Linked DNA regions of Homo sapiens: all the other regions are linked to region 3. A link is a contact called in ENCODE Hi-C or POLR2A ChIA-PET data. All regions are on one chromosome and are shown on one strand. The core of a region is the stretch at or near the end of the contact, and the rest is flanking DNA. Distances in the headings are between cores, read along the strand shown.

Region 1 (6,476 bases), core at 3,803-6,302, 760 kb before region 3:
GTATAAAATTCTTATTTTAAAATTATATTGGAAATAATCATAATATATAAAAATCAAAGGAGATCAAAATAAGAATGTCTCAAAAGACACTGATGACAACAATGATGAAAACAGAAATGATGGTGCCCAAGATTCTGAATCCCTCAGGCTAGGGACCAAGTTCTCTATGCAATGTGCTGTTCCAACCTCTAGCTCATGATTTGGCACATAGGAGATATTTATTTGTTGAGTGAAAGAGTGACAATTCAAAATATATATGATCTATGGCTAAATCCATGAGGTTTTTTGTATTTTTCCCCCAGGGTGTTCTTCAGGAAGGTGTTTTGAGATTTGTAGAGTCTGTGAACAGATAAGAATCGAATTCTCACTTCGTCACTCTAGAAACTGCTGACCTTAGAGAGACTTTTCTGTGGCCAGGCTTATGTCTGAGGAGATTATCTTTTCAAGGAGCATTCCTGGGTAAGCATGTGAAACCTGTAAACAGAGGGAAACGGACTATGGTCAATAATAATTTAATTCTACATTTAAAAATAACTAAAAGACTATAAATGGGTTGTTTGTAACACAAAGGAGAAATGCTTGAGGGGATGGATACCCCACTTTCCATGAGGTGTTTATTACACATTGCATGCCTGTACCAAAACATCTCATGTATCCCATAAATATATACACCGACTATATACCCACAAAAATAAAAACTAAAATAAAATAATTAAAAAAAAAAAACCAAAGAAAGAGAGAAACTAATTATAGACTACCTAGGCTTTTCTCAGAAGCCTATGTTATGTTCAATTTTGAACTCCATCATATCCAAGAAGCTGGAAAAACATGGCAAGAATTTTGCGGTAACAATCCAGAATTATTGAAGAATTGGAAGATATGCATTTTGAGAGAAAATTTATATAAAATTAGTTGATTTAACTTGAAGAAGAAAGATCGAGCCACAAATTGTTTGTGTCTCTGTTATTGTCATTTTAAAAATCCAGTATTAACTATTATTCATTCATTATTCATTCATTCAACAAGTACTTCTTGGGCATTTACTTTCTGTCAAATATTATTTTTGAAGCAGAGGCTACATCAGTGAACACAACCAAGTTTTTGATCCATGCAGCATATATTCTAGGCTGGAGGGCAGTGCAGGGAGATAGACTTCTAAAATCAGGCAGTGCCCAGGGCTATGAATCATAAGTCTGGGTAAAAGGAAAGAGGGGCAAGGGAGTGTGTGATTTTCTTTAGAATAGTCAGGGAGGGTTTCCCTGACCAACTGGCATCTGAGAGAGCCCTAGATGACTTTGACAACACAGCTAACTATGAAGGCCTGAGACAGCCCAATGGCAGGTGTTTTCAAGGGCAAGTGGAATACAAGAAGGGAGAGAGAGAGGGTAATCAGATTTGAGGGCAGAGGTCAGATCATATGTAGTCTTGACCTTGAATTTTATTCTATACCTTGTGTATCACTGGAAAGTTGAAAGTAGAGAAATAATACTATTTAATTTACATTTTAGAAGAACCACACTGGCTGCTGAGGAAGTGAAAATGTATGCGGCAAGATTGGAAGGTGAATGGGGCAAGAGAGGAATGCATGTCTCTGTCAAGAACAGAGATAATCGTGGCTGGGACTAGGATGTTTGTGGTGCAGGAGGAGGGGGTGATCAGATTCAAGATCTATTTTGAAACTGGACTGTGCTGATAGATTGGATGTGAACATGAAAGAAAGAGGTTTCTGTCTGGCATAGATACATTGTACTGGCTGAGTGATACATTTTACTGAGAGGGATTACATTGAGGAAGAATCAGGTTTCATGTGGAGGATGAGGATCAAGAACATGGTAAGTTTGAGATGGCTAGAAGATAACCAAGTGAAGATGCCACATAGGCAGGTTTGATATCTAGGTCTGGAAATGTGGGCAATGTCAAAGAGCAAACTGTAAATTTGGGATTATCAGCATGGGTTTAAAGATATGAGGCTGATGGTGTTCAGAGATATGTGGCTGAATGAGATCCCTCCAGGAAGCGAATGTATATAGGGAAGAGCTCTGAGGACTGAGCCCTGGGGCCTCTAGATATCTGTAGATCAAGAGGAGAAGGATTTAGTAAAGGAAGCTTCTATCTAAAGAACACTTCATCTTGCTAAAGAGGAACCTGTCTTTGTTGGAAGACAAATTCAAGTGTCTCTCACATTTCTGCACATCTTACAAGCAGAGGACCTGGCTGCCTTTTTTCTAGACTCTCTTTTCCAGGATGTTTATAAAGTGAACGGCCTTTGAAAATACAGACAGTGTCCCTCTTTAGGGAAAAGGAAAAATTGCTTACAGCTTTGGAAGATAGAGACAGTGTCAACCTGCAGAACAAAGAGTAGGCCTGTTTACTGCCCATTATAAAAGGTTCAGTTTCCCTAAACTCAAAGTTCTTCTCTTATAACACATCTTACTACATGTGCAGGAGTCACCTCTTTCTTTTGTGTCATCTTGTGGGAAATGGTATTGGGGAACTGTGAAAGAATGTGCTGACACTCTGACCACTGCAATTGCTGTGAATTAAAAAGTTCTTAAAAAAAAAAAATAATTAAAAAGTTCTTTTTCTGTGATGCAGGCATCGCATGTCTCCATCAGTACCCACAAATCCATGACAAGCTAACTTGTCAGCTTGCAAGTCAGGTAAAAGCCCAGGCCCTTCATAGTTCTTGACAATTTCCCACACAAAATCCACCTTTGTCTGGAGACTGAACATGCAACTTTCAAACCTCACTTTGGAAGAAAAGATCTTACATCCTACAAAACTGCCTTGGACTGACAAGTGCTGCCCTGGGCTCCAGAGGTTTCCCCAGGTCTTGAGTTGCCTGTCTGCCCATAGACCTCCCTGGCAGCCGCTAGCAGGCACTCTAGAGGAGCTGGATCGGGGTGGCTGCCCAGCTCTGGATATGCCAATCCCTGGAAACTCTCCATGGTTCTAGCTGCCACCAACAATCTCTCCTTCCTGAGAACACAGTTAGACTACCTCTCCTGGCCTGTTTTGCAGCTAAGAAAATCCCAACAACCAGCTCTTGCCAACAGAATACGAGTGGAAGTGGTACATACCCCTTCTAGATCATCCTCATGTCCCTCTGACAACCAGATGCAGGCAGCAACAAGGTCCTAGAACTCTAAAACCACAATTTGACCATGTATTTAAATGGACTTGTGCCATCCCACATAAAGACTTCCATCTCAGTCCTAGAATCATAATCACACTGATTGATTTATTCTCTGTCCCCCATGGCTGCCCCTCCAGTGCACACCCTCCCTAATTTTCAGGCCTTCACACAAACCATTTGTTCTTCCTGCAGGCCTTGGGTTGCCTCTCATGCCTCTCACTTGGCTAATTCAGCTTGCCCTCCAGGTCTCAGTGTAAACATTAGTGTCTGCAGGAAACACTTTTTGGTTTCTCTAGGCCTCCCCTCCTGTGGACATTCCCCAGAATAGCCATTTTTGCTCTGCTTGTAATTGTCAAAATAGTTGCCTTTACTCAACAAATATTTATTCAATTCTTGCTATGTATCAGACAGCGACTGTGTCTCAGGAATCTTTCTATTCCTAGCAAGTAACACAATGCCTGGCACTTTGTAAGTAGTCAATTAATGTTTATATTGAGAATATGGGTGAATTTTAAGTCTTCATTGTCTAGTATTTCACCAGTTACAAAGCAGGTACTTCATGGATATTGAGTAAACAGATGAGTAAATGAAAGAATGGTTTAGGAAGGTAAATAATACAATTAGGAAAGGGAAAATGTGTTCCCTGCTTGGGTTGTGCCGAAAGCTGAGAAAAAGCTTAAAATGCAACGTAAAGAAAAGGCAGGGGGGAATTTGAGACAATATAAAGTATAATAATGTTATGAAAGAATATCTATCCACTCTGTTTGCACCTTGGGACTGCTGGCTAATTTGTACCAAGGGGCAAGACACCGGGAAGACATAGCCTTGCTTCCTAAGGAGGGTGCCTGGTGTCCTCTTTTGGAAAGTACCACATCCACCCTGCTGTGGAGGGTGGCGGCCCTGCCTGTCCCATGAGCTGTCAATCCATGAGATGCCAGCATCCTGTAAAGTCCCCAGATGAAAACTGTGTCTCCTTAGCCAAGCCAAATGGATTACTTACCTCTGTTTCTATGTATGTAGAATCTGAAATGGGAAATACAAATGGAAAATCAGGAGTTTGGTAATGGGAGGTGAGGCTGGCAGGATGTATGGAGAGAGCACATAAGGTTGGAGGGAATGAGGTGCTTCCAGAGTCAATGTTAGGAGGACTCGGCAGCTACATAGAGGCAGAAGCCCAAGGCAGAAGAAAGCTACATGGGGTGGGAGATGAGAGGACCAATATGCAATCAGCAAAGAAAGGCCTTCAGCCACACAAACTGAAGAGTGCTAGAGTCAGATCTACAAACTCACTCTGCCGGGGGGAAGGAGCACGGCCCAGGCCTAGAGCTGCCGTGGATCCCAAATGCCTGTCCAGTTTGGATCTCTGGGAGGCCTGGCTCTTAGCTTTCCCCAGGATCCCGTCTCTTTTAAAGCAATGTGTATTCTTACAGCAAATTCCCATTACTTGTGGGTGGTTGAGAGGATCTTACATTCTTTAACATCCAAAGGTTCTGTCATACCATCCACATTTTCAGACAGGTTGGTCAGATTCATTAGATGGAATCCTACCATCCGGATTGCTCAGAACCCCAGCCTAGGGGGCTGTGACTCCATGTGGGAGTCTGAACCTCCTCAAGGGGCCTCAGCTAAGCAGCAAGGGGGTGGAGAGAGCAGCTCAGAGCTCAGGGACACAGAGCTTCTGCACTCCGCCCCTCTGCTGGTCCTGACTTCGGAGACTTAGAAATGGGCTGTCCTCAGCGGTGCTCTGACTTCAGGAAGCCAGTGAACCGGTGTCTGAGTCACTGCAGTTAGCTTGAGTCTCTCCCAGACCCAGCCATTCATCCACATCAAATAAAGACAGTCCAGGCCCCAGCTGGGCCTGCCCCGGGGCACCTCACAACACTCCTGGGAGAGGAAATCCTGAGTCAACCTGGCTGGGAACCAACTGGAAACCAGGGACTTTAGTCATGGCTGTCTGCTCTTGGGCGGGCCTTGCTGTGCTACCTGCTTCATCTGAAGTACCGGTGACAAGTCTTCCACCTCCAGGTGTCTTTCTGTGAAAACGTTTCATTGCGAGTAGCTAAAAGAAGGCAAGGTAAATGGCTGCTTTGTCTCTGGGTCTCACTCTGAGGTAGCTCCAAAGCCTTGCACAGTGGGTTGTTTGCAGAATTCTGTGGCTGACTTGTGGTTGTACATAACAGGGGGAGCAAGCAACCTGGAAGTAGATACAGTTGTTCCTTTTTTTGTGACCTTCAGAAAGATTCCCTTAAAGAAGACTTTCCTGTCATCCTTGTTCACAATGCCCACAGGATGCTAAGTGCTAAAGAAATGTTTTGTGGCCTAGGCCTTACATTCTAGGCTGGAGTTTCCTTTTTTGTTTATTTTGGTAAAATTTACATAACATAAAATGTAGCATTTTAACCATTTTTAAGTATATGATTTGGTGGCATTAAGAGCATTCACACTGTTGTGCCATCCTCACCACTGACCATCTCCAGAACTTTTTCATCAGCCCAAACTGAAACTCTTCACCCATTAAACAATAACTGTCCATTTCCCCTCCACCAACCCCCAGCACCCAGCATTCTACTTTCTGTCTCCATGAGTCTGACTACTCCAGGTGCATCACATAAGTGGAAACATATTTGTCCTTTTGTGGGAATGGCCTATTTCATGTTAGCATAATGTCTTTAGGGTTCATCCATGTAGTGGTATGTGTCAGCATTTCCTTCCTTTTAAAGGCTGAATAATATTCCGCTGTATGGATATACCACATTTTGATGGCTTAATCATCTGTCAATGGATGTGCTGTTTCCAGCTTTTGGCCCTTGTGAAGAGTACTGCGATGAACATTGGCATAGGGATATCCATTTGAGTCCGGCACTTACTTTTTAAAGCCATCATGATGCCCATAATGGGAGGAAGCTGAGTGTAGTGGGAAGAGTTTGGTTTTGGACGTAGGGAGTCCTGGGTTCAAAATTGCAGTCCTGCCAGGTCCTCCTGTCTATCTGTGGGGAGAGTGTTTATCTCTGAACACTTTACTTTTGAGACTATGAAAAAGGGATAATATCCACCTTTCAGTAATATGGCGAAGATTTCATTACACCATTTTGGGATGAGTCCAGGTTTTGTGGGGCCTAAAGATTATACCTTTTGGGAGGCCTTCTTTAAGAAAAGAAATGCAGGCCAGATGTGGTGGCTCACACCTGTAATCCCAGCACTTTGGGAGGCCAAGGCAGGTGGATCATTTGAGGTCAGGAATTCGAGACTAGCCTGGCCAACATGGTGAATCCCCATCTCTACAAAAAATACAAAAATTAGTCAGGCATGGTGGCACGTGCCTATTGTCCCAGCTACTTGG
Region 2 (6,645 bases), core at 2,770-5,269, 600 kb before region 3:
TACACAGTAATTTAGAAATCACTAGACTTTTGAAAAGGTTTTCAAATTCTGAAGAACGTTTGATTGAAAGTTGCTTAAAATTTTATTAGGATGACTCTTAAAAAAAATTACTTCTCAAGTACAAGAAAGTTAGAGTTTAATCCAGATACTCCAATAAGGACGATCTCACCTAGTTCTAAGACAGGCACACGACTTCATTGAGACATCTGGGTAAGATTCCCAGGCAGGCTGCCTTTCGCTCTGGCTAACCTTGTGAAATTTAACCCCTGTGAGAATGGTGTCCAAGCTGGAAAACTTCCCAGCTTGCAGCACCCACCACAACTCAAAGTAAAGCCTGCAACCAAAGGACTCAGTGTGGTTTTACAGTCGGCAGCCACCTAGGAAGAATGTCTGAAATTGTACTCATACCAGATAATTCTCTGTGCACCGACTGAAAGAAACCACAGTTCTCTGACCCAGTGCCACACACATGACTTTGAGGAAGTTAAATGGCTCAGCTTGAGACAAAAGGGCACGTAACCCCAAGTGTCCTCACAGCAAACGCGCAGCAATTTCACACCAGGACAGGGACGTTTTTTCACCTCACATTTTCTAAATCATAAATATACTGTACTAACTCAAGGACATCACTCATGAACAGTTTGAACATCCAAAATTAAATAGTCACTAGACAGTCAAAAGGTTCAAATCTCATGGCTTGGTTTTTACCAGCACAAACAAGAAAGTCAGGCATGTCTATAGGAGACAAATCAAATCCCACAGTGGAAAGTTGGAGAAGCAGACCCCTTACAATAAGCATATCCTCATTTACCTTGTCACCAACCTCCGTTGCCCACTATAGATTCCTAGTTTTGTACCCAGCTTCTGCCATGGTCATCCTAATTCCATAATATCTCAACATATGGGGATCTCATTAATTTATTTTTATTTTTTATTATTTGAGATGGAGTCTCGCTCTGTCACCCAGGCTGGAGTGCAGTGGTGCAATCTCGGCTCACCGGAACCCTCCACCTCCCGGTTTCCAGTGATTCTCTTGCCTCAGCCTCCTGAGGAGCTGGGATTACAGACGCACAACACCATGCCTGGCTAATTTTTGTATTTTTAGTAGAGACAGGGTTTCACCATGTTGACCTGGCTGGTCTTGAACTCCAGACCTCAGGTGATCCGCTCAACTCGGTTTCCCAAAGTGCTGGGATTACAGGCATGAGCCATCGTGCCTGGCCCCATTAATTTAGATATGTTACCATTTTTTCTGGTCCTATATCCTTCAGATTCTTCCTTCCACTGCCCAGGTTCCTTGCTGAGATATCATCTGAGTCCAAACACCACTTTATTTAAAGAGATTCTCTTTTAGAAGGAGAGCAGCAAAGGGTCAATAATAGTCAATGCAGAAATGCTATTCACTGAAGGCTGAACTTGAACTGGGAACATCGGTATTGCTTAATCCCAAAATAAAAGCAGCCTGAGATCATATCCTACCAAATCTATTTGATTCATGCCCTTAATGAGCAGCTGAACTCATATCCTTTCTCCAAACCACTAGTTTTTCTCTAGGGGCTAACTACTTACTAGATATAAAACTAAGACCAAATTCTGACACTTGCTCTGCCACAGGTGGCACCTCAGAGCACTGGCCATGCCCCACAAAGCCTGTGCTCCTTCTCTGAAGCCACTGAGTTGCTACCTGCCATCCAGCCCTACTCTATTTTTCACATCAGTGAGAACAGAGGTGCTGGAAAGTAGCCCACACACCTGCCTCCTGTCCCAAGCCTTTGATTGACGCAGAGAACTTGTAGCTATTAGAACTAGACAGGACTGAATTTTCTCTTAAACCTCCTTTGATTAGTGTCTCAGAAACCATCCCTGACACAAGCCACACTGTTTTCACAGTAGGACCCAGTATGTTTAGCGTAGCTGTTGGGCGATGAAATGTGGTCATCTGGGATGAGACTTGGAGAAGTCAGTAAGAAGCTGTGGATCAGGCCCGCCCCTACCTCTTAGTGGGATTACATCAACACGAAGTAAATGAACCATCAGGCATTTTAAAGACTGCATTCCAAGACTGCATTCACTTGAACCTTTGATTTTGCCAGGAGTGGAAAGGGAGTGGCGGGCATGCACTTGTATAATTAAAGAAACATTTGGATGTATGACTTAGTTGGAGATTATTTAGACATGAAAGTAGTAGGTTTTTTTATTTATGTATTCATTTCTGGCCAAAATACAGCTATGATTTACATATCTGAATTTACAGAGCCAGTTTAATATAAATTTGATGGCCATCCATATTTACTGCAGTATTTTCCCAATGTGGGAAGCAGGTACAGCCTGTGCTTCCCTGCTTCCCCTGTTAAGTTTCCCCTGTGAGGGAATGAAATCTCCCAGCATCTGATCCCAGGCAGAAGAGGGTTCCTAAATGTACCCAATGAGGACTACTAGCCTCTGGTGAATCCTATACAGAACAAAGTTCAAATTCAAATTTTATTTCCAAATCAATTCTTTCTTGGGGCTAACTGAAGACAGAGAAAGAAAACTGAAAGAGAGAAGCGTTGAATTATTCTAGGTTGTCAATTTTTAATTTTCTGGTGCAGAAATTTTTAAACCCAAGATTACGTTTTTAGAAGTCACTGAAACTGGGCCGGGCGCAGTGGCTCACGCCTGTAATCCCAGCACTTTGGGAGGCCGAGGTGGGTGGATCACGGAGTCAGGAGTTCGAGACCAGCCTGGCCACCATGGTGAAACCCCGTCTCTACTAAAGATACAGACTCTGCTGAGTACTTTACATACATTACCATACTTAATTCAATCAGACAGGCAGGTAGGTTATTGTTCTCCCATTGTGCAGATTAGGAAACCGAGTCTCAAAAAAGGTTAGGCCATGTGCCAGGGCCACACATTTAGAAGGTGGCAGGGCTAGAATTTGAACGCAGGTCTGCTAGAAAACAAAGCCAGAGCAGAGCCTTCAAACAGTACTCTACGTGGGACCCCAAAACACTTTCTATGTCCTGAATGCTCTATTTGTATTCTTTCATTTTCTGTGCCCATCATTTTTGCTGACTAATTACCAAATTCCAGCTTCTCTGAAATTTGATACTTAATACCATTGGCAGATATGTTTTTTAAGAAAGTAAAAGGTGCCTTTAATGTTTTTTAAGAAAGTAAAAGGTGCCTTTAAGTTGACTTAATTAACACACAGTCTGTTAAGTATTAAAAAAACAAAGATTAGCTCTTAAAAAAATCAGTTTTAAAAATTCTACTTTATAAAAATCTTTTCATTAAAGAATAAATTCTACAAACAACTTCTGAAAGCTTCAGCATATTACTGCTAAACATTAGAGTCAACATTTTAGGATGACGTGACTTAAAACAGTGAAAAATTAAACCCTCATTCATAGATTAAAATGCAAATACTGACAAGCCTTTAATTACAGCTTCAGAACTCTGATAAATTTACAGCAATTACACTTTGCGTTAGATTAGGTGTCTTGGCAGCACAAATGATAAACAAATTTTTAAAAAGCTTACAAAGGGACAAAAAGGGACAATATTTTAGCCAGTTCCATTTTCATCACTGGTAGTCCTTCTACATTTTGCCTCTCAAAACCCGGAAGCTGCCTTGGAACGTGAAAAGACCCTCTATGGATGAAGCTTGCAACTATTTACACACATTCAATCTAATTAGGGGACCTGGTGGCTGGATAAGCATGCTAAGTGCCCACTCATCCCAAAAGAGCCTAGTAGTCTCTCAGCCTTCTCTAGCCTAATTTTTCCTGTTATCAGGTCAGGCAAACAAACTACATTCTTCTATCTCCAAGGGCAAAGAAAACAAGCTAATTCAATTTTCTTGATAATATTTATATGGGCTTAATTTGCATGCCAAAATGGATAGAAAACAAAGTCACTCGTGAATAAAGGGGTGGTTGTATTAGACCCTCAGCCTTTCCTGCACGAGTGGTTTGGCACCATCAGGAAGAGCGTTCATCAGCACTCAGAGAGAACTTCCCGTATGGACAGCACTCAGAGAGCACGTCCTGTGTGGGCAGCATTCAGGGAGGACTTCCTCTATGGATAGCAATCAGGGAGCACTTCCTGCATGGACAACACTGATGCCTCCTTCCCGCCAGAAGCCCCACTGGGCCTCCTACACTAAAAGGATCAACAACAGGCACAGGGCAACTATACACAGGGTAATACTATCTCCCTCTCTATCACATCACCCCCTATAGAGAAGAGAGAAATAGTCTCTCCTCTATGAATACAAATCTAAAGGTCATTTACAAAATTAACCACATGTGAACTAAAATACATTAGTAATCATGTACATTGTTATAGATTTCTATGCAGCAAAGATAATTTTAAAACAAAAACTTGTCATTTAAAATTCTATTGTCTCATTTCCTTCCTATTACTAATAGGCTAAAGAACAGTGCTCTGACCAATCTTATAGCTGAAGCTGTCCTCCTCTTCCCACCCCCACCTTACTTAGCCACTTCTCTAATAATTCTAGTACGTTTTGAAGGGAAAGGAAAGCTAGGACCTGCCCTTTAATTTTCTTCAAGTCTTCTTTAAAGTTTTCATCCTTATAGTTCAAGAAGGTTATCATTCCCACCCCTGTTGCCCCTACACCCACCACCACCACCACGACCACCACCACCACCATCCCAAACAGCAGGTTGGTTTAATACATCAACTATTTCCTTCATCCAGAAGCAAAATAATCACTACAGTTGCTCCTGAAAGCAGACAGAAGTTTACAGAACATTATCATTTTCACAGGGAAACAGTATAAGATCAAGCCTGAAATGAACTGAGTACTATGTGAAGACAATGTCTGCTACACTTATTTCCATACACCAGTTCCTCTCTGTATGCTTTCAAGATGTAAAAGGAATTTAACAATTTAAATAAATTATCAAAAAGGAATGAGGGGGGCCCCCACATGGGCCAGTTATCACTACAGTCAGAACATTTTCTTTGTTTCCTTTTGGCCATATGAGTGACTGAGAGAGGGCTGGGAATGGTGGCTGGAAAGAGAAGTTCTGGCACAGGGAACTGGAAAAACAAAACTAAATGTGGGAGGTGAACTGGAGAGGGGTGAGAAACTGGCCAGGAATCAGTTGCTCCTATGGATAGGTCAGAGAAGGAATGCCTGAGGCCAGGATGTTAAAAAACACATAGCTACTAGATTAATGAAGAGTAAGGCCCCTTTACACAGCCAGTGTGTCTCACTTATACATACCATGGAGTTAAGGAAATAATCAATTAATCCCATTTGATAACAAGGATATCAAAGCTTAAAATCACATAGCTAATTAGTTAATGAAACTGGTTCTCATATCTTCACTGTTCCTTGTTTGGAAAAAAACTTTGCAGCTTCTCAAGACTGTGAAACTGACCAATAGAGTATTAAATTTTTTTTTTGGCTGGATTAAGCCTGTCAAAGGAGAGGGGCCCATGTTACCTTCACTATTCCAATAAAACCTAAAAATAAAAATTCCCAATATGTTTCACAATTAATTCTCAAAGATATCCATCAAAGTTGATCCTTGCATGTAAAACTGCAATCTCCACATAGAAATCTCTTTACCTAAGTTCATGAATAAACCATCATTTTCTTATGCTTCAGATAAAAGAATTAAAGTTAAGACTTGCATTGTTGAATACAACATGACTGACTGAGATTTCCTTCCAGATCCCATCAAGACATTAGATTCCTTATCATTCAAGTATCTTTTAAGGGTTGGTTCTGTGCTCCTGAATGCTTATCAGCCCAATTGTTCTATTTCCTTCAAAAGTTCTTCTAAGAACTCCAGCGACTCGCCAAGTTGCCCACTGAGAACTCTGGGCCAGGAAACACACAAGAGTTTTTGTGCAATTTGTTCCATCTAGTTTTTGTAACAGCATTTATAAGGGGTATGGGTGTGTGAATATGAAGATACCAGACTGAAGACATTAAATTTAAATTAATCACCACAAAACTAGAGGGCCAAAAGAGAAAGTAAGGGGACTAAGGCAATGATTTCAAAATTTCCTTGCCAGAGAATGCATTCATCAGAAAGGAAAAGCTTTTAAGAGTGGGTTCCCAGCCTTAGCTACCCTTAATTGCATTGCTTATAATGGTGTAGTACAGTACAGTTTCTAAAAATAGAGTTCAACCAAGGGAAGATCAGGGAGGAGGGAGGATGAAAAGACAGGGGACAAAAAGGTTGAGGAAGGCTTCACAGAGGGGGTGGATGGCTGAGTGAGCTGAATACAAATGACATGTCATTAAGAATAAAAGGGGTGGTGGCTCATATCTGTAATCCCAGCACTTTGGGAGGCCAAGGTGGGAGGATCACTTGAGCCCAGGGGGTTGAGACCAACCTGAATAACATAGCAGGACCCTGACTCTACAAAAAAAATTTGGTGGCACACGCCTGTAGTCCCAGCTACTGAAAAGGCTGAGACAAGAGGATCACTTGAGCCCAGGTCAAGGCTGCAGTGAGCTGTGATTGTGCCACTGCACTCCAGCCTGGGTAACAGAGCGAGACCTTGTCTCAAAAACAAAAACAAACAAACAAACAAAAACAATAAAAGGAATGGCAAATCTGAAAGAAAGGTGGGTAGAGTAAGAAGAGGAGTGACCAACAAGGACATAGACTGGAA
Region 3 (6,709 bases), core at 510-3,009:
AAGGAATCTTTTCCTGGCTTTGGACTTTCAAAAGGCGAGTGAAAGATTTAGAAGAAAATGAGATGATTCCTTGGTAGTTGTCCTCATTTATACCTCCATCTCCAATCCCTTCATCCCCTCAAAGCCAGAGAAGAATTCCCCAGGCCTGGGGGAAGGTTTGGAAAATAGGTGGTGGGAAGTGATGTGAGAGAAATGTCCTCCTGGAAGATGCCCTTCACCTCAAGGACAAGAGTAGAAGCAAGTTTAAAGCCAGCCCAGCCTTCGCCCAAACAAGGATGTACATTAGGGGCTATGCTACCTGTCCATCCTTCCCACTGGCAGCTAGTGAGGACTTCCCTTCCACAGCATTCAGCACTTTGGCACTGGAGCGCCATCTTTTTCTGCCAAGTTACCACAGATAACTGCCTAGTCCAGTCCAATGGTTTTCAAACATTAATGTGCATCAGAATCACTTGGGGGGGCTTGTTAAGACACAGATGGTCAGGTTCCACCACTAGAGTTTCAGATTCAGCAGGTCCCAGGCGCAGATGGAGAATTTGCCTTTCTAACAAGTTCCCCAGTGATGCCAATGGTGCAGGTCTAGGGACCACACTTTGAGGAGTGCCCTAGGCAATGCCATAGGACATTTTACTCAACAACTTTACATACAAGTTGTGGGACCTTAACCACATTTCCTATCCCCTCTGTCCCTCAGTTAACATATTAAAAAAAAATAGGTATATTACCTACCTCATACAGTTGTGGGTAAAGATTAAATGAGATGTTGCTAAAATATTTATCAAGGGAATTGGCTTATGGCACGTAATATTGCTGTTTATTATTATTTATAACAACATTTAATATAAGGCCTCTCCCCTAATTGTTTTTAATAAATGTTTTCTGGCTAGCTGAATTGTCACCAAACTTTCACAATCCCAAAAGAAAGTTGGGTAAGGCTACACACTCCTGTCCCCGCCTCTGTTCCCATGTCCATACCCTAACAATGACAGGACCAAGAAATTGCCCTCTGGTCTATCCTGCCTGAAGCCTGAGCATGTGTCCCTCTAAACCCCTCCAGACCCCGCTATGAAATATAAAGAATGTCAGCAGGCAGCAGGCCTCCGTTGTTAAGAAGAGGAAACCGGCCGGGCGCGGTGGCTCACGCCTGTAATCCCAGCACTTTGGGAGGCCGAGGCGGGTGGATCATGAGGTCAGGAGATAGAGACCATCCTGGCTAACAAGGTGAAACCCCGTCTCTACTAAAAATACAAAAAATTAGCCGGGCGCGGTGGCGGGCGCCTGTAGTCCCAGCTACTGGGGAGGCTGAGGCAGGGGAATGGCGTGAACCCGGGAAGCGGAGCTTGCAGTGAGCCGAGATTGCGCCACTGCAGTCCGCAGCCCGGCCTGGGCGACAGAGCGAGACTCCGTCTCAAAAAAAAAAAAAAAAAAAAAAAAGAAGAGGAAACCAGGAGAGGCCGGCTCCCAAAGATGTGGTCCAGTAGGAATTCAGAATCGCCAGTATTCTTAGCTCCTGCTTATCTTGGATTGAGCCTTTGTTAGATTTTTTTGTTTGTTTGTTTTTAAAGCTAAGCAGTCTTGTGAAAAGCAGCTTCTCAGTAAGCTATATAGGCACTTCCTGGTTACCCATGATATGAGAATAACCTTTAAACTATTTCCATTTCTGATCCGGGCTGGAAACAGGAAATGCATTGGGTACAGCTTTAAACAACAACAACAAAAAGGGACCAAAAGATAAACCAAATTGTCCCAGGGTTCAGAAGAGGTTTATGCTAAGCGTTAGAAGGTTCAGATTTAGTGAATCCTCCCCCACTTTCTGCCATTCCAGAAATTCCTTTTAGAGGAGGGGGAAAAAAAAAGTGAAGAGTTGTACTAAATTGCAGAGCACTGCCATCTTCAGGGCCAATGAGGAAAATTTCCCAGGGTCAGCCAGATAAATCATCTTCCTAAACACTTCATTGAAATATAATCAGATGGTTAAAAATTTGACAGCAGACAGACTGGAACAGATTTTTCTACTGTTTCCAATGTTTGAAAAGTCAGTAGACACAGCTTTTTGTGGTGTATGAACATTTAAAAAAATATTTGCTGATTGAAAAGCCATTTACAATAAATAGGAAAGTTTAAATAGCTCAAACTGCATTGCCAAATGATGGGAGGAACACAGGCACAAACATATTGTTCAGAAAAAAAAAATTCCTTAAAAAGAAAAGTATGAATCGAATGATTTAGAAATGCTGTTTGAACAGATGGTGTGATTAACAACTAGTGTGTTAGCCATCTCAGGAGCTTACAGAGAAGTAAACAAATGCAAGGGGAAAAGAATCACTTTATTCCCCCAAAGAGTGTTTAGTTCATTTCTCTATGAAAATTTAGAAGTCTACATTTTGAAAGTTGGATATCCCTAGGGGATATTGGAAATAAGAAGTGACAGGAGTCTTTTTGGAGAAAGACCACATTAGGACAAATGCAGATGCTCCCCATACAGGCTGAGGTGTACAGTCATCCAAAACGCTGGAGGCAGGTGGTGCTGTGCAGAACACACAAGCCATGGAGAAAGAGGGCTGGGTTCTCACCCTGGTTGTAGCCCCAGTTACCACTGGCCTGGAAGGCTAGCCTTGTTCTCTCTGGACCTCAGTATCTTTCTTTGGAAAGTAAGAGTGAGAACCAGATGAGCTGTACAGCTTGCTTCAAAAACTTTAATGTGCACCTGGGGATCTCATTAAAATACAAATTCTAACTCATAGGCCTGGGGTAGGGTCACAGTTTGACTTTCTACTGGCCCCCAGGCAATGCTGATGCTGCTGATCCACAGGCTACATGTTTAGGACCAGGGTTCTAAGTCCTTCCAGTGATGATACTCTATCATCTTCTGATATTCCAGGTGTTGCTCAGGCAAGAATAGAAGACCAAGTGTCTACCTCCAAAAGGTATATGACTTTGAAATGGGTAAACATATATATGTATAAACATGTAATAAACATGCCTCATGCTGAATTAATTTTGAAAGCAAATCAAGTATTTATTTGCATTATGTAATTAACAATGGAATTGACTTTTGTGAGCAGGAGAGGTGAAGGGGAAGTCCTGGGAATTGGGTGTGGAGACCACATACTATATGGGGATGAGATGAGGGGGAGATTGAGATTGGGAGCTTGAATCACCCACCAGCATCCACACAGCATATTCAAGACAGATCCTGAGACTTCACCAGAATCTGACACTTTTACTATATGAAGGGCACTGTTAAGAAAATAGAAAGGCCGGGCACAGTGACTCACACCTGTAATCCCAGCACTTTAGGAGGCTGAGGCAGGCGGATCACTTGAGGTCAGGAGTTGGAGACCAGCCTGGCCAACATGGCAAAACCCTGTCTCTACTAAAAGTACAAAAATTAGCCAGGCGTGGTGGCAGGCACCTGTAATCCCAGCTACTCAGGAGGCTGAGGCAGGAGAATCACTTGAACCTAGGAGGCAGAGGTTGCAGTGAGTTGAGATCGTGCCATTGCACTCCAGCCTGGGCAACAAGATCGAGACTGTCTAAAAATAATAATAATAATAGAAGAACTGAGAGGAAATATTTGCAAATTGCATATCCTACAAAGCACTTATATCCAGAATGTATAAAGAATTCTCAAAACTCAACAGTAAGGAAATATCCCAATTTAACAACAGGCAAAAGACTTGAACAGAGACTTATCCAGAGGAGAGATATGGGTGCCAAATTAAAGACGCTCAACATCACTAGCTACTAGGGAAACTCACATTAAAACCATGATGACATACCACCATACACCTATCCCAATGGCTAACATAAAAAATATTGACAATACCAAGTGCTGGTGAGGATATGGAAAACTGGATCACTCATATATTGCTGATGGGAATGTAAAATTATATGACACTCTTGAAAAGACAAAACTGAAGTGACAGAAAACAGACCAGTGGTTGCCAAGAGGACAGGTGTGGGTACGAAAGGGTAGCACAAAGAAGTTTTGGGGGGAGATGTAAGTGTTCCACATCCTAACTGTGGTGGTGGTTAAATCTACACGTGTTAAAATTCATAGAATTAACACCATGAAAAAGTCTATTTTACTGTATGTTAATTTTTTAAAAAACAGTGATCTGGAAAACATTGAACAGTTGGCTTTTAAAGACTTTGAGTGGAAATGAAATGTTTTTGAAAGTATTTGAAGTAAGTGTTTCCTACCACCACTATAATACTTTACCAGCAACATTTTAGTCTTAGCTACCATTTTCTATCTCTTCACACAGTCTCAGGAGATGTTCCCGTATTCTGCTCCCAACAGTGTATTATTAAGCCCATGACACCCTTTCCTTTTCTGATCATATTTTAAGATGTCAGATCAGTCTTTCCCTACAAGTTAAGGCCCTATCATTAACACAAATCAGCAGTGAGTCCAGGAGTCCAACTCATTGCTGACATGGCCTTGCCTCCCAGAAACTTAACATTCTTATAAAAATAAATTAAATCAGTGGATTCTCCCATTGTTTGCACCACATAATACTCCCCCAGAAATTTCACAGAAAGAATATGTATTAACAATTCCTAAGAAAAAGATAGACAAATTGCTGTAAGAAAATAGTCAACCTCATTAGTAATTGAAGGGCTGCAAATTAGAATGAGATGCATTTTTTAACCCATCAGCTTCATAAAGATTAAACAGAATGGTAGGTAAATATATACAGTGTTGAGAAGAGTGTGGGGAAATGGCGTATGGGGCTGAACTGGCTTACCTTTCAAGAGGCCAGTTTCACAGTATATAGCAAAAGCCTTAAAAATGTGCATCCCCTTTTGCCTTGGAATTCAACTTCTAGAAATTCATCCTAAGAAATAAGCAAGCAAGGATGTTTGGCTTTGCATTGTTTTCAACAGTGAAATATTGCATGCCAGGGCTTTAAAATCCCTTCCAGAGTATGGATAAAGATACTATCATTGTCTGATATGCTAGATGCTGCACAGAGCATAATATTATACTCTGAGGGTATAATGTGATTCAGAAATATGTATGGATTAATACACATAAAGAATATACTGAATGCCAAATATCTGATTTTAAAAGTAATTTATTTAAATTATGCAACTTGAAATAATTTACATATTTAAAAGATAGAAGATTAGTTACATAAACTACGTAATATCCAAGCAATACCACTATTAGAAAAAATCTATATATTTTTTGACATAGATTTGCATTTTGTATGTTTTTATGTGAAAGATGCGTACCACAAAATAGTACTATCTTATTTTTATACAAAATTTACAAAAGACAGAAAACATATGTATGGGGGAAAACTGTAAGCATACACTTCAAGACATTATTATGGGTATTGCTGAGTAGTGGGATGATGATAACGGATTTTTATTTTCTTCTTTATACTTTTCTGTATTTCCTTTTCTTCCCAATGAGGATACATTGCTTTCACGATTGAAAAAAATTTTAATTAAACTGTTTCTAGAAATAACTAGCAGATTAATCAGACACAGTTTTCTCTGTACTAGCATTGTTGCCAGAACCCCCAAAAATATTTCACCTGTTGCTTATTTGGAATCTTACCTTTCATCACAGACTTTATAGGCTTACCAGCAGGTTCTAACCACTACCCCTAGAGCATTTGGAGTCACATGGCAGCCACTGCCACAGTGGCCCAATGCACAGCTGTTATGTCTTGAACAATAGCCCTGTTTGGAGTCCATTAGAAGATCTTGGGTGGTTATCAGCCACTTCCAGTGATCTTGCTGTGCCCTGACTTTTTCCTTCATACCTCACAACTATCTGCTTCCAATATTAATTTGGAAATGGAGTTCAGCCTTAACATCTTTCTCTAACATCTTCCTTTGAAATAAAAAATAAAAAAGCTATGGAACTTTTTTCAAGCAGTTTTCCTTAAAACTGGGTTTCATTACAAATTTGAAATGTTTTCAAATTTTTCAGGTAATAAAAAGTCAGAAAAAGGGAGAAAAATCTGTCTTTTCTGAATTCTTTTTTATATGGTGATCACTTTTCTTATCAGGAAAAAAAGAATAAGTGAATTCATTGGCTCTACATTATTTCTTTTTTATCCACAATATAACTTTTCTGTATCTACATAGCTTGTGATCTGATATATTTAAAAATAATCTTGTTATTACTGATTTCAGAAAACTTTGCAATGTGCTTCTAAAATTATTTATTTAATTACCTAATCTTTAATTCATCCCTAATACCTGGACATTTTATTTTTGGCAAACAATTTTCATGTGTTTGCATTAACGTTTTTAGTTAGCCTCTAGGCTTTTTTAGAAGTTATTTTAAAATCCATTTCAGCCAAGATTTCTGATCTGTTCTTGAGTTGTATTTAAATCGGTGTCTTTTGCTTTACCTCACCTTGCTAAAATGTTGGACGTAATGGTGCTATGATTACCTAAAGGATCACGCATGTATTCCTGACTAAACCAGTTCTTGTTCATGACACAAACACTTTATGCCATGAGGGGTTATTCCCCTTTGTTAGAATTAGTCATTTGTCTCATCCTAAAACCTCACTGATGCATTTCCTCCTGAATTAGGCAGCCTGGTAACTGGCAAGTAGATAATGGAAGTTTTTAATTTCTTACCTGGCCTAACTTTTCAGCTTCCCCAGTTTCCTTGGTAAACTGATTGTCAATATCCTTTTTTTTCCTTTATGCTTTATTCAGAAAGAATACTTGC
Region 4 (6,277 bases), core at 1,641-4,140, 720 kb before region 3:
TCATGCAGAGTAATGCACCAACGCATGTGTATCAATTTCTTACTAAAGAAAGCAGAGGAATCCTCCAAATGACACCCAGGCCTCATATAGATAACCTTGAAATGGCCTCTGTGGTAGATTGCAACATGACCACACAGGCCTTTCTTTCTTTTATTCTTGCCTCTTTGCTACCCCTCCCATGAAGAAATCAATTTCTCACGTTTGACTTTTATACATTGGTCTCGTATATTGTGATCTTAATAAGCTCAGTTATTAGTTCTAATATGTTATGTTATAGATTCACTAGGATTTTTGATGTAGACAGTCATGTCATCTACAAATACAGACATTCTTACTTTAAAAAAATATTTTTCTCCACTCCATTTTGGGTGTGACTATGTGGCTTGTTTTGACCATTGGGATATTAGTAAACATAGTACAAGTAGAGACTTGAACAGCGCTTGCACACTGAGGCTGGCTGACTCCTGCTGCTCCAGATCCATGGGATCACCATGTAAATGAGCTCAAACTAAGGCCACTTAACGGAGAAATGGGGCCCACACTCTAGCAGACAGCCTGTTACCCCCCAGATGTGTGAGTCAGGCTTTTCTTAGACCAACCATCTGGCCCAAAGGAGACCTACAGAAGAACTGCCCAGCTAAGCTCAGCCCAAATTGCCAGCCCACAGAGTTGTGAACTAATAACCTGCTGTGCTGGTCAGTCCAATGGAAGGCTAGATTCTGTTCACTGCTATATCAATTTGTTCCATACTCAGGTAATGAAGATGACATGGATACATAAGAAAAGTGCTTGTGAAATCACAGAAACTCTGTGCAAGAGTACTATACCAGTTCCCTCCTCCTATATCTCCACGTCAGCCTTCTCATTGTTTGGATGTCTGTGATTTAAAAAAAAGAAAAGGAGAGGGGAGTATAGGCAGTGAAAATTACAAATCAGGAAAAGCAAAAGTAGGAACTGTGCTGGTTATTGATCTTGAAGTCAAATTTACCAGGTTAAGCCTACATCCAAGTTGGGAATTGCATAGGTGAGTGGAGAGTACATAGATTAAATAAAGAAGAGATAGCCTAGAGGCATAGTATATGTATGAGCCATGAATGGTGTCTTTCTCAATTTTAACAGCCTCTTTGCTTCCTAAATCTTCAAAAATTGGACTGTTCACATGGGGCAGTAAGCCAGCCCCAGCACATCCTTGCTCTTGCCTCTTTTTCTCCGATCTAATTCCCTGGTCCCCAAGAGTTTTCTAGTTCATTTTTTGGCAGAAACATCAATTTTCCTCAAGTGCAGATATTGTGCCTTAGACTACAATCCAACTTGGAACCTGGTAAGTCAAGTTCTACTTAGTGAAAGACATAAGTAAAGGCAGGAATTGGATTCAAATATATTTTCTTGAATGCAGCTAGCTGATTTGCTTATGAGGTTTAAATTTTTTTAACTTAATATAACAATATTTACTTACAGATTTAATTTAGATATGGCTCTTGATATTGGGAACACAAAAATCAACATTAAGTCCCTTCAATAAGAACTCCACAGCCTAATAGGAGGGTTCAAAGTGTGTGTGTGTGTGTGTGTGTGTGTGTGTGTGTAGAGAGAGAGAGATATACAAAAACTAAGAGTGTGTAACTGCCCAGGGAGCACCATAGATGAAGGAACTAACCATACATATGCACATAAGTTGAGTGAGGAGTCAGGGAAAACGCCATCAGAAAGTGATGCTCAACTGGATTCTTGAAGAAAAGGAGAAGATTCCACTAGGCAGATCTGGAGACATGAAAAAGCACTATGGGTTTGGGGAACAATAAATACTTAGTTTGGCCAAAGCATAGGGTATATTGATGTGAGGAGGGAAAGATGGTATGGAGGGAATAATGAGAGATGAGGCTGGAAAAGTGGGCAGGAGTTTCTGGATCTCAAATAATCTTGAATAGCAGTCTAGGTGCTGTAGGTGTTAGATTGTGTTCTCCAAAGTTCTTGTGTTGGAAAGTTGATCACCATTGTAACAGCACTAAGAGGTGGGACCTTTTAGAAGGGATCAGGCCATGAGGGCTCTACCCTCGTGAATGGATTAACACCATTATCATGGGAGGGGTTCATTGTAAAAGGATAAGTTGAGCTCTCTTTTTCCTCTGTCTCACCCTGTCTTGTTCTTCCACCTTCTATCATGGGATGATGGAGCAAGAAGGCCCTCACAAGATGCTGGCCCCTGATCTTGCATTTCCCAGCCTCCAGAACTGTAAGCTGACAAATTTCTGTTCATTACAAATAACTCAGTCTGTGGTATTCTGTTATAGAAGCACAGAACAGACTAAGACGGTAGGGAATTCAAAATTTATCCTGTATATGATAGGGAACCAGTGAAAAATTTTAAACAGAAGAGAAATGCATTCTGATTTGTCATTTTGAAAGATAACCAATGGTAGAACGTTGGTGAATTGGAGGGAGGGGGATCGCCTGGAAAGTTAGTGTAGCAGTCTAGGCAAATGTGGATGAACTATAATGCCAGTGGACATGAAAGAGGAAAGGATCAATGGCAGATCCAGGTGAAGGAGGAGGACAAATAAACCTGAGGTTTCCTGCTCAGGCACTTGGTTGAAGTAACCTGATGTAGCAGAGCTGTATGTATGGGTGAGCTTTGTGTTATTAAACAAAATAATCATTTTAATATTACAATTTGACATATCTATCAACCTCCTATGGGGCTCCCCAAAGAGGTAGGATATTTCAAAGGAGAGAAGCAGTCAGGGCATAGAGTAGATAATGGTTCAGAATGGCTAAGTACAAAGCTGAATGCCAGTAGTGTGAAGGACAGTCAAGGGCCTTCTTTTGGGAACTCCAACCTAAAATAGCAGTCTGGGCTGGCCTGCCTGGATTGGCAGGCCCATGCACTGTGGCCAGGTTGGGGTGCCATGCCTGTGAGCAGGCTGGCTGGATCCCCAGATGACCTTGGCCTGTAGTTAGCTCTTATAACTACATCTTGGGTGTGGCTGATTTCCAAAGTAGCAGCAATGGCAGCTGACAGCTTTGGAAGTGTTTATTTTCTGTAAAGAAAAAATGCCCATAAGAAATACACCTCCCAAGTGGTTGTTCCTCCTGGTTTGATTAAGAGCTTCTGTGGCTGAGAATATGCCTATGGTTTTTGTAAAGCCATTAAAAAATTAATCGCTTTTTTCTTAAGTCAAAATGCCTTGAATCTCTTAGGTAATTTAGAAGAATCAGTGTAAGTTCTAACCCTGGGAAATATGTCAAAGAAATGCCTGCTTGCACGCTTTAGTTCATGAGAGTATCTTTTCCCCTTCTGCATATCACAATAAAAGTAAATTCCAATACAAGGATTCAAAGGCAGAGAAGGAACCTAACCCTAACAATCAGATTAGAAATAAATGCCCTCTTTGAGGATCTGAAGTTGGAATACAAGATTCCACTAAGTTTGAGGCTCTCTGATTAAAAATTCTTGCTGTCACCTACAGCTCACAAGGCCAAAACATCTGGTGCTAAATTTGCTTTAGTGTATGGTAAATGGGGAAAACATTGAGAGATTGCAGAAATAGGATTTTGTTTGTAAATTGAACTTTAGCTATTGTACTTCATCCAGGGAACACTAGAGGGAGTATGTCAGATAGAGGAAAAAGATTACAATGGGAATAAATGGGGAATGAAGAAAGGAGAACTCTAAAGAGGAAGGCGTTTTTGCATATCACTAAGGCACAAAATTTTCCTCAGGCAGATACCAATATTTGTATTATGACCAAGTGACTTTATATTCAAAACCCTGTATTAAAAAACTTTATGATCTTCTGAGCCTGTTCAGAATCTAAAATAGGAGAGGAAAACTATTACTCTCTGACCAGAATCTGTATTCTGTCCATTTCAGGCATTTTATGAGCCAATACAATACAGCTCTACCTGTGATTTTTTAATTTTAGAGGGTACATTATTTGGATGAATAATCTTTCACAGATATTGGATTTTTTTTTTCTTTACAGTACTAGTGGTCATACTTCCAAAAGTTCTCATGGTGAATAGTAATGATACCAGGCATTTTCAGACACTTGTAAGAATAAAATATGCTCTTCATAGATAACCTGAATTGGAAGCCCTTTTCTCTCCATTTTCTCCATAATTCTCAGGTATTAGTTCTACACTAAAACACCATTTTACAATCCAGAGATACTGAAGTTAACTGGCCCAATGTCATGCATATGTCAAAGCAAATACGAACTGATATTTATTTCCCTGTTTTAAATTTCCAGTTCCTCATTTCCTTTGTGCCTCTTGAAGATGCCAAAAAAGTTAGTGAAGACTAGAGTCTCATCACTGATTTTTTTAAAAAAAACTTTAACAATTAATTAGTACAATCAGAAACAAATATCTTAAAATCTTAACAAGAGACTGTTCAACTGGTTATTAAAATATTTTACTGAATAAACTAAGGCTTTTATGAAATACTGTCTTTAAACCATAGCAGATTTTTAAAATGCAGCTGTTAAAAGCATATGTGAATCCAAATATAAGAAAAATCACAATAAAGCATGCTAAGTTAATAAGGATCTGCTCTTTTACAAACCTTGGGGTAGGCTCACCTGGACATTAATGTCAAGAGAGTAGAAATGACATTACAAACTCCCTAAGGCAGCGTCTGTTGGAAACGATCGGTGATACTGACAAGAAACACTCAGCTCTGAAATTTGGGTTTGCATTTGTTAGCCATGCATTATCCTACTTACCTCTCAGGGTAGAACCTTTAATTTCAGAAAGTGCTGGCATGCATTACTGCACCCGTTATCAAAAGTCTTTGGCAGAAACGCCATTTATCCTTGTTGTGGTAATGAACAGATTTAAAACATTCTGGTGTCACCATCCCTGAAAAAGCACATTCATTTGAATATTTCTTCCACCAGCATAATGAAATATTTCATGAAGGCACATGGGTGTAGAATACTATGGAGAGATATTGCTGGTGAATGACAGAACGTCTGGTTGATTTACATGAAACCCCAAGTGCTCATATGAGAATAGGTTAGGTTTAGATTGACGAGCAAATGTGTAACCAGACTTCTGGCTGACAAATGGCAGAACTATGCCAGTATATTAGCTTCTCTGGAGAGAGACCAAAAGTGAAACGGGAGGATCAAGTTCACTCCATAAAGGACATTCAAACCTAGTGGATGGCAGTGTGGCTGGGATATTAAGCACTTATAGATATTAATACCCCAAAATAGTATTGAGTTTACAGTTGAGCTGGCCAACTGTAAGCCAATGGTCAAACTCTTATAAAGCATTGCCATATGCTGTGCGTGTATATTGACATTCCTTCAGGAGTATCCTGGTGTTTTCAAGATAAGTCTATTTTATTGGCAGCTTTGGTCACTAACTCTAAAAATGGATTGTTTGGGTAAACTAGAAACTGAAAATAACAACTGAAGAGATTAGTGTAAAACATGGTGCCAAGCATTTAATGGTCCAGATTGAATTAGATTTATTTTGGCGCAGCACAGCCGTGAACAGAAACATCCACACAGGCTTTGTAGAGAAGGATGAAGAATTTGGACCCTTACTCTCTTTTCCAGACTAAGACTGAAAGTTCAGGACTTCGGATATGCATTCAAGGAAGTAATATGATAGTAATAATAAATACTTCTCAAGTTCCCATGGTGAGCCAGGCCCCCTGCTTGGCACTTAGTGTACATTATTTCATTTGATTCTTACCACCACACTGCGGGTGGGATTCACAATGTTTGCTTTATAAATGACCCTGAGGTTCATAGACGTTGGTTGACTTATCCAAGGCCATACAAGTAAGTGATCAAGTCAGGATTTAAACTCCAGTCTGACTCGAAAGCCCTTTCCATCATGTTACAATCCTTTCCAAATGTCTGATGAACAGTACTGGTTAAGGTTTGCAGCTTGCAGGCCCTTTGGTATTTGCAGAGCATTGAGGCAAGAACAACAGAGAGAGCCAAGAGTCTTGGGTTTGAATCCTGGCTCTACCATTTATTCACTGTGTGATCTTGGAAAAATATCTAAACTTTCTGGGCTCTATCCTCATCTATAAAAATGTGGGTATGTGTTGTGTGGTGGGTAATAGAAGATTTATAAGCTACCTTTCATTTCTAACTTTTGATGATTTTGTGAGCTTTCAAGGGGCTTTTAATTTCCTGTAATTGAGGTGCATGTTTGGTCTTTTGCTCTTTAAGTAACTCAGCTGTGAGGAGACACTTCCATTTGAAATTCAAGAACTGACTTAATTTCTGCTATAGAGACACTATTTCTCCCCTCT

The links. Hi-C counts contacts between places; a loop is a spot of excess contacts on that map. ChIA-PET counts read pairs that join two places held with the same protein, here RNA polymerase II (POLR2A). Pooled maps may share reads with other maps.
Region 1: a loop to region 3 is called in a map of endothelial cell of umbilical vein, with 3 times the contacts of the local background. The contact joins two enhancer-like sites. A Hi-C loop is called at or near these places in 4 of 168 maps with a recorded cell type or tissue (HepG2, endothelial cell of umbilical vein, mammary epithelial cell and 1 more) and 8 of 50 pooled maps. POLR2A ChIA-PET finds 5 or more read pairs at or near these places in 1 of 52 experiments (activated T-cell).
Region 2: a loop to region 3 is called in a map of endothelial cell of umbilical vein, with 5 times the contacts of the local background. The contact joins two enhancer-like sites. A Hi-C loop is called at or near these places in 3 of 168 maps with a recorded cell type or tissue (cardiac septum, endothelial cell of hepatic sinusoid and endothelial cell of umbilical vein) and 2 of 50 pooled maps. POLR2A ChIA-PET finds 5 or more read pairs at or near these places in 3 of 52 experiments (A549, AG04450 and IMR-90).
Region 4: a map of heart right ventricle shows a loop between it and region 3 (4-fold over the local background). The contact joins two enhancer-like sites. A Hi-C loop is called at or near these places in 26 of 168 maps with a recorded cell type or tissue (CD4-positive, alpha-beta T cell, CD4-positive, alpha-beta memory T cell, Caco-2 and 17 more), 1 of 37 single-sample maps with no recorded cell type and 32 of 50 pooled maps. POLR2A ChIA-PET finds 5 or more read pairs at or near these places in 3 of 52 experiments (BJ, Caco-2 and activated naive CD8-positive, alpha-beta T cell).

What each region holds. Positions count from the first base shown.
Region 1 is chr2:160,200,744-160,207,219 of GRCh38, forward strand. No RefSeq gene overlaps it. Among named protein-coding and RNA genes, the nearest start is that of ITGB6, 3.7 kb to the left of the region's middle. Within about 2 kb of position 5,053, at least 17 of the 41 ENCODE cell types and tissues checked have a DNase peak (open chromatin) inside an H3K27ac peak, as active enhancers do; they include endothelial cell of umbilical vein, where a contact is called at or near this core.
Region 2 is chr2:160,367,717-160,374,361 of GRCh38, forward strand. The region is part of intron 1 of RBMS1 (RNA binding motif single stranded interacting protein 1); the gene reads right to left. Among named protein-coding and RNA genes, the nearest start is that of MIR4785, 37 kb to the right of the region's middle. Within about 2 kb of position 4,020, at least 8 of the 41 ENCODE cell types and tissues checked have a DNase peak (open chromatin) inside an H3K27ac peak, as active enhancers do; they include endothelial cell of umbilical vein, where a contact is called at or near this core.
Region 3 is chr2:160,968,537-160,975,245 of GRCh38, forward strand. No RefSeq gene overlaps it. Among named protein-coding and RNA genes, the nearest start is that of TANK-AS1, 190 kb to the right of the region's middle. Within about 2 kb of position 1,760, at least 8 of the 41 ENCODE cell types and tissues checked have a DNase peak (open chromatin) inside an H3K27ac peak, as active enhancers do; they include endothelial cell of umbilical vein and heart right ventricle, where a contact is called at or near this core.
Region 4 is chr2:160,248,866-160,255,142 of GRCh38, forward strand. No RefSeq gene overlaps it. Among named protein-coding and RNA genes, the nearest start is that of LINC02478, 20 kb to the right of the region's middle. Within about 2 kb of position 2,891, at least 7 of the 41 ENCODE cell types and tissues checked have a DNase peak (open chromatin) inside an H3K27ac peak, as active enhancers do; they include heart right ventricle, where a contact is called at or near this core.